2 separate regions of the Mus musculus genome follow, and region 2 is linked to region 1. The links are chromatin contacts, found by Hi-C or POLR2A ChIA-PET in ENCODE. All regions are on one chromosome and are shown on one strand. The core of a region is the stretch at or near the end of the contact, and the rest is flanking DNA. Distances in the headings are between cores, read along the strand shown. Region 1 overlaps Zfr2 (zinc finger RNA binding protein 2). Region 2 holds the start of Tjp3 (tight junction protein 3).

Region 1 (3,805 bases), core at 137-2,636:
TCCCACCCTACTTGGCCTGAGGGCCCACTGTTCCAGTTTGGCACCAGAGAGCCAAGCTCTGTCTACCTCAGATGGCTTCATACCTTGGCCGGCTTTGCCTGGGAGAGTCAAACTGGACCTGCCTACCCTAAGTCCTGGTTTATGAATGCCAGCCCGAGGGTCCTTGGGCAGTACTTACTGTGCCTGCACCAGGGTGGCTGGCTGCTGCACAAACACCCAGGGTAGGGAGTCGCCACTCATAAGCTCTCTATTCACAGCTGGCTCCATGGCCACTGCCCCAGCAACACAGGGATGGTACTTCCATTGGTGTGTGCAGGTGACCCCTGTGTGGGTGTGTGCAGAAGATAGGTGGCGGTCCCCTAGCCATGTCTTTTTGTCCCTTGCACTTTGTCTAGGGCAGTGCTCACCAGCTAGAGCCAGCTGCGGTGGCCTGCTACTTGGTCATGGGGACAAAGAGAGTTCCTGGTAGCATACAAGGTGTCGGGTGGCTCTTTGCCCCTGGGGTGGGGTTGAGAGGCTGAAGGGACAGGTCAGGGGCATTCCCTGTGCTTTCAAAGCCACTTCTCTGGGATGACACACCCCTGCTAGTGCCATGGGGAGGCTCGTTGTCCTGGGTGTCTTGCTGTCCAGCACCCTCCAGGTCATCAGGGCTGGCCGGCAGGAAGCCGAGTCACGTTCGTGTCCTGTCCTAGGTGTGTAGTGATGAGGGGAAGGTGATCCGCTTCCGATGCAAGCTCTGCGAATGCAGCTTCAATGACCGGAACGCCAGAGACATGCACCTGACTGGACGCCGGCACCGTCTGCAGTACAGAGTGTGTCCAGCAGGGGTGCCAGAGGCCGGCCAGGGCTACCAGTGTGGGGGAAGCGGCTGGTGAAGAGAGGAACAGGAAGAAAGGCTTGAGAGGGGATACAGAGGGCTGCATGGATAGGTGGGGAGTGAGGCGTGTGTATAGAGATAGGTGGGTGAGCGGGCAGACATTATTCGTAGCTTTGCTACTCACTGGAAGGAGTTTCCCCCTCTGGTCCTGCCAGAGACCCTGCAGATGCACAAAGCCACCGACACTCAGGAGCCCACCCTGCTTTGTGTTTGGTTGCTGACCCTCCTTACTGGCTGAGTGTTTTGGTGGCTGTCCTTGGGGAACAACACTCATGACCCCGCCTGGTGCTTGGGCCCCTGCACTCTGAATGAACATGAGTGGCCTACAACCTAGACAGTCTTGGTCATGTAAAGCCACCCCCAGAGCCTGGGCAGGACATTTCCCCAAAGTGACCCATTTTGACTGCTGTGGGCTACATGCAGCCTGCTGTCCCCTCAGCCCACTTCTCCCTACTGCCACTGTGGTGGGGCCCATGAATCTGTAAGAACAGCGGGTGTTAATTGGGGCTTCTCTCTGCCCACGAGCTGGCTGCCCATCTGGCTGGCTTTACCTTTGCAGAAGAAAGTGGATCCTACACTTCCAGTAGCTGCCCGGCCCAGCGGCCCCATTCAGAGGGTGCTGGCCAAGAGGCTACAGAGGCACTGGCAGCAGGTACAGACACAGCTGGAGGATACACGGCGCTGGGACTCTGAGCTAAGGTGACCATGGTGTTCCCTCCTGGCCTCCTCACACCCTTCTTCAACATCTGACATTCCCTACCGTCTCTGTATCCCGTGACCTCTAATGCTACCATGTCCCCTGTCCTCTGATGTCCTCATGTCCCCAACCTCTGATATCCCCATGTTCCTGATGTCCCCATGTCCCCTGACATCTGATACCATGCCTCTGATATTCCCATGTCCCCTGACCTCTGATGCCCCATGACCCCTGACCTCTGATGTCCCCATGTCCCCTGATCTCTGATGTCCCCATGTTCCTGATGTCCCCGTGTCCCCTGACCTCTGATGCCCCATGATCCCTGACCTCTGATATTCCCATGTCCCCTGATTTCTGATGCCCCCATGACCCCTGACCTCTGATATTCCCATGTCCCCTGACCTCTGATGCCCTCATGACCCCTTAACTCTGATGTTCCCAGGCCTCTGGCATCCAGAGCCCCGTGTCCCTATCTGGTCCCCACAGGCAGCAAGAAGAACACAGCAGGCAGCCTGAGGAGACTCCACAGCCCCAGGTTGAGGAGCAGCTACCAGGGCTTCCTGCATGGGCATTGCCAGCTCCCACCACCAGACCAGGGATGGCCACTGCACGGCGCCAGGTGGGTGCTGTTGTAACATGTAGGACACCCAGTCCCCATCAGGCCTTGGGACCCCCTCAGAGGGCAGAGGACCCTGAGACTACCCAGTGCTGTGGGTCCAGCATAGCATGTCTGTCTCACACTGTGGCTCCCTGCAGCCTTCAAGAAGTGTCTGTCCTCATAGGCTGAGCAGGGACCTAAGGCTGGCCTCTCGCTTGAGGAGGACACACACTGTATGGCTCTTAGCCTCTGGCCTGGAAATGGAAAAATGTGCCACAGGAGAGCCCCCCCCCAGACCCAAATCCCCTGCACGTGTTTCCCTATGGGGGCTGCTCAGCCAATGGCCAGCCAATGCTCCCTAGAGCCTGTCTGGCCCTTCAGCACTCTCCGAAGTCCTGCCGGGATGTCTTGTCCCAGCCCACCCCTGATGAGGGTAGCTCTCCCCACAGTCAGGGCGTCGGCCGGAGAGCAGCGACGACCGTCATGTCATGTGTAAGCATGCCTCCATCTACCCCACGGAAGAAGAGCTGCAGGCCATCCAGACAGCTGTGTCCCACACAGAACGAGCACTCAGACTGGTGTCAGACACCCTGGCGGAAGAGAGCAGCCAGCACGGGTTAGTGCCTCAGGGCTCTGTCCTACTGGTTTGTCTCAAATTCCTCTGCCAGACTTGTGACAAAGTCCCTCTTACCCTATTTCCCTGTGTGTTGGGTTTGGTAATCCCAGTACTCAGGAAGCTGAAACAGGAGGATCACTGTGAGGGAGGTTAACCTGGGCTGGACAGTAAGCCCTTGCTTCAGATATAGAGATGATACACAGGTAAATAGATAGATAGATAGACAGACAGACAGAGAGATAGGTCAACCACACATAAATAGCTGGATAGACTGTAAGTAGGTGTCTGGCCTCTCAAGGATCAGGTTGCTTGTGTGGGCTGCAGGATGGGTATGGGGGTGGCAGCAGTGTGTTTCATTTCCCATCTGTGTCCCCTGTAGAGGGGCCAGGTCCCTGGAACTCAGGACCTGGGAGCCTATGCTGTCCCTCCCTCCTGACACATTCTGCCTCTTTGTCTCCGTAGCACCCTGGCGTCCCCACCACCGAGGATGCTGAAGGGTGTGGTGCGGGTTGGCATTCTGGCCAAGGGCCTTGTCCTCCGTGGGGACCACAGTGTACAGCTGACCCTGCTCTGCTCCAAGAAGCCCACGCACTCCCTGCTGCAGAGGATCAAGCAGGAGCTGCCCCGAGAGCTGTCTGTAAGAGCAAGGCCAGGACAGGGTCTGCAGTTAGAGGACAGAGAGGCCCCGCAGGGCTGGGAGCTGGCTCCATCACCTCCCACATAGGCGCTGGGATCTGAGTTCGAACCTCAAGAAACTGTGTAAAAGCCAGTCGTAGGCCAGGTGTGGAGGTTCATGTCTGCAATCCCAGCCCTTGGGAGGCAGGATCCCAGAGGCAGCCTGGCCAAGCAGGGAGCTGGGTACCTGTTGGAGACCCTGCTTTAAAAAGTGAGGTGAAAGTCAACTGAGAAACAGTCTGACTTCAGTCTCTGGCCCTGGCACACACAAAAGAAAGGGATCAGGTGTGCACCTCTCCTCCTGGAACTGAGACAGAGAATGGCATGTTCTGGCCAGGGCTC
Region 2 (3,910 bases), core at 154-2,653, 46 kb after region 1:
AGTAAATGCTCAAGAAATACACACGTCTTTGTTAGGCAGCCCGTCCCCATAGCCAAGTGTCCCACTGACCTCAGCCACGAAGGGTGTTGGGTTCTACCCTGAGCAAACACTGCCTCTCTGGCACGCGGCCCGGCCCAGGAGGAAGAACCGAGCCTAAATTCTCATCGTGGACTTTCCCCAGCATCGGTGCCACACGGAAGTGCCAGGCCAGACAGGGATTTTTCTAAGATGTCGCCCCAGGGAGGTTTCTTGGGGGTTAGCTCTAAGGCCCCCTGTGCGACAGTCTTACTCTACTGTGCAGCCTCCGGGAGCAGTTACTCCTGTTTGGGCTTCACTTCATTTTGTGCCAAATAACTGGGAACTGAGCTGGGAACAAGGGCCCCCAGCGCCCCAGCGCCTGCCACTATAGCATTAGCTTCTCCTTGGTGCAAAATGAAAAACTGAGGCTGGGCTAGTGCAGCAGCCAATACCAGAACTCCCAAGGCCAGGTCCCCCTGTGTGCTGATCCTTCCCGGAGAATAAGATAACCTGGGGGGGGGGGGATGGTGGTGATGTTGGTGGCTGGACACACCTTCCTGAAGGAATTGTTTTTCTTTGTTTTGGGGCAAATGACACAGAAGGTTCCTGTGCCCCTCCCAACTCCTCTGTCAATCCCATTAGGCATCTGTCCATCCGTTCTACCCTCGTCGTGCAATTCTCAGCTGACAGACGTGCTTTGGGGAGCTGACAGAGCTCCTGTCCTCTCCTGTCCCCACAATGTATAACCTAGGACAGGTGGCACATTCATGCCTTGGATATATGGGGTGACCCTCAGGGAGAGTTCCAGAAAAACTCAAGAGTTAGTTCAGGAGTACCCCAACTTCCTCTGCCATCTCCCAAAACTGCAGGCCAGCCTCCCATGGGAACCAAGATCCTTCCTGCTAGGGGATCAGGGACCAGCCTCCCTAGCCACCACCTGCGCTCACAAAGACCCTTTGAAGGCTGGGCTGCAGCGTGCTGGGCGCTGTGCCAGGGCAGAAACTGCACCCGCTGGAACTTTCTGAAACTGTGTCAGATGTCCCCACAGGATGCCAGCTTCCGGCTCCCATGGGGGGCATCCAGAGCAAACTTGGGGGTCCCGGGAGCCTGACATGGGATCACTTGGATGCATAAAGCCCTTGGGATGAGCTCAGCTGGAGACTTACCGGTCTGGAAGGCTGAGTGAATGGACGCAGGGTGGGAGGTGGAAGCTGGGTCCTGGATAGCTGTCAGGCATGGGTGGCAGGGAGGAGACCCGAGCTGGCTGCTCGGGCCGGGCAACCTGTTTGCTCAGCGAAAGCGGAGTGGAAGGAACGGTGGGCGAGTCCCTTTGCCGGGTGGAACCGGCAGGACTGTGCAGGTTGTGCGCAATTGTGAGTGCAAGAGAGGCCGGCCTGCAGGTGGGAGGGTTTGTGGCTCAGTCGCAAGGTGCTCTCACGTGGCCAGACAGGCCTTAACCCCTGAGTACCCAGAGAGGCCTAGCTAGCCCTGCACCCCACAGCATCTACACCACAGAGTAGGTGCTCACAAAACACTGAGCATCCTACGGGATGAATGGGCTGTGCCTCGCGCTGCAACTTACCCGCTGTCAAGCTTCCAGCTTTCATCACAAGGGGGGACACTGGAATAATCAAAACTCTCATGGAGCCACAGCCCAGCTCATTACTATGGGATTCTAGGCGGGAACTCCACCCCTGACTACGTCCCCAGCCCCCTCACTGGGGAATTGTAGGCCATACCACACCTTTTAGCCACACCCAAGATCATTATCTACTCTATTGGCATTGACTTCCCTGTCTGTACACCTGACCCCTTGTGACTTTCCAGTTTCAGACTTTATTTTTGGTTTTTTGGTTTTTTTTTTTTTTTTGAACTTTGCTTCCTCTTAATTCGAGCACTCCTGACCTAGTTCCTTCCTGTGATGCCCAAAGAGATCTCAGCTTTTATCAGGTGTCCATATCGCTGGAGGAGTTGGTGACCCCATCTTAGTTCCTGCGGCAAGAAGACTTCAGATTCAGGCTTCTAACCCGCTTTCAGAAGGTGCTGTTACTGGGCTCCAGTGACCACACTTTGGAAGCCCAGGCTTAAGTCAAGTTCTGTCCACACCACACACCAAAGCGCTCTTTCTGATGCAATTGTCTTAACGGATGGTCCACGCCTGTCCTAGCAAGGAGGAAGCTCAGACTGGAGTGTCTGTCTCAAAAACACAACAAACAATATATATTACATACATCTTATTATTTTGCAATATGACATATGCTTATTTTTATTGATAACTTATGTTGTAAAGCGATAAAATGACAGTAGTAAAATACACTTCTAATATATGTAATAAATTTCTTTAACGCCCACACTCCTATAGCCCAGGTTGGTCTCTTTAAATCAATATATAGCTGAGGATAACTCAGACCCAGCACTGGGGAGGCAGAGGCAGGAGGATTTCTGAGTTCTTGGATCTCGTAGACTAGGCTGGCCTCAAACTTGGAGATGCACCTGCCTCTGCCTCCAGAGTGCTGGGATTAAAGCTGTGTGCCACCACTGCCCAGTTGTGGGTTTTTTGTTGGTTTTAGTTTTGGGGTTTTGTTTTTTCAAAGATAGGGTCCCACCTATGTAGCCCTGGCTAGGCTGGAACTTGCTATGTAGACCAGGCTAGTCTTAGATTAGCTTGCCTCTGCCTCCGTGTAGTGTCCGCCTAGGGTGCCCCTGAGCCTCATGTCTAGGCTCTGCCCCTTGATATCCGATTGGCTGTAGTAGACTCTAGACCACGCCCCATCTCGGTCCCCTGCAGACGCTCTGGTTTGTTTGAGCTGGTCTGTTCATCCCTCTATGGACGCTTGGAGGCGCTGGTGAGTCGTACTTCACTTTAGCTCCACCCCTGCTACCTAATTGGTCAGGTTCCTCACTTTGCTGAGGCCCCGCCTTCCGCCCCCATACCGCACGTGAACACGTTTCTTCCTGCACCGGACGCCGGAGGGCGCTCGCAACTCCCTTGAGTGTGTGCCGCCCTAAGCCCAGTCCTTATATCCAATTGGTTAGGAGCTTCGCGTCGACGCCAGGCTCCGCCCGGGCCCCGCCCCCTCCCTCCGCCCTGTAGTGCAGGCGGCGCTTGTTGTTCAGCGGCGGCGGCCGAGCTCGGGTGCATCCTCGGGCCCGCCGCCGCCGCCGGAGCGTTCGGCCATGGAGCTAGAGGTGCCGGACGAGGCGGAGAGCGCCGAAGCGGGGGCCGTGACGGCGGAAGCGGCCTGGTCTGCGGAGAGTGGGGCGGCGGCAGGTAATGCGATCCCCCTGGTCGTTGCGATGGGCTCGCCCCTCTCCCCCGCCGTGGCGCGTGGTCTCGACCGCCTGCTTCGCGCTGCGGTGCGGCCTGCCGGGCTGATCCATTCTCAAGCGCGGCACGGGGGTTCACGCGCTCTCCCATTGCGTGTGCGGGGGAGGGGGCATCAGCGTTCCGGCCGGGGAGGCTGCACCGCCCCACCCGGGGATGCGGGGCTTGCAGCGCTCGGCCCATTTTAGGGTCCTTGGGTGACACGGTGGAGCTGCAGGCGGGCGTGGGTGCGGCTCTTTATCCTGGCAGCGTGTGCATGCAGCGAGCCTCTTTTAGATGCATGCGGTAGCAGTGAAGCGGTCCTCCGGTTTGGAGATAGAGGGAACCCGTTTTCTTGCTGCAGGGGATAGAGACAAGCAAGTCATATCTGCCCCTTTGAGTGTGTGGCGAGTGGCTTCTCCACAGTGTGTGGGAATGCTGGAGCACCCTCATTCTAATGGGGGACCCCACTTGCGGACACTGCCTGGCAAAGAAGGGCGAGTGTGTCCTCCATGCGACCCCCTTTGCTGGGCTGTCAATCTTGCAACTGTCACCTTCTGGTCCCTCCCTGCTACACATCACTGATCA

What was found. A loop is a pair of places that touch in the nucleus more often than their neighbours do. ChIA-PET counts read pairs that join two places held with the same protein, here RNA polymerase II (POLR2A).
Region 2: a loop to region 1 is called in a map of v-Abl transformed pro-B cells, with 2.5 times the contacts of the local background. The contact joins the promoter of Tjp3 here to the enhancer-like site in region 1. A Hi-C loop is called at or near these places in 4 of 37 maps with a recorded cell type or tissue (heart and v-Abl transformed pro-B cells). POLR2A ChIA-PET finds 5 or more read pairs at or near these places in 4 of 5 experiments (Patski and embryonic stem cell).

Annotation. Positions count from the first base shown.
Region 1 is chr10:81,243,969-81,247,773 of GRCm38, forward strand. Zfr2 (zinc finger RNA binding protein 2) reads left to right here. Exons shown (of 18, transcript NM_001034895.3): 8 at 693-812; 9 at 1,437-1,576; 10 at 2,061-2,193; 11 at 2,622-2,788; 12 at 3,251-3,425. Among named protein-coding and RNA genes, the nearest start is that of Matk, 11 kb to the right of the region's middle. Within about 2 kb of position 1,387, at least 1 of the 3 ENCODE cell types and tissues checked has a DNase peak (open chromatin) inside an H3K27ac peak, as active enhancers do.
Region 2 is chr10:81,289,864-81,293,773 of GRCm38, forward strand. Tjp3 (tight junction protein 3) reads right to left here and starts at 1,404. Exons shown (of 21, transcript NM_013769.3): 1 at 1,185-1,404. It overlaps Pip5k1c (phosphatidylinositol-4-phosphate 5-kinase, type 1 gamma), which reads left to right and starts at 3,100. Exons shown (of 18, transcript NM_008844.3): 1 at 3,100-3,289. The coding sequence starts at 3,196.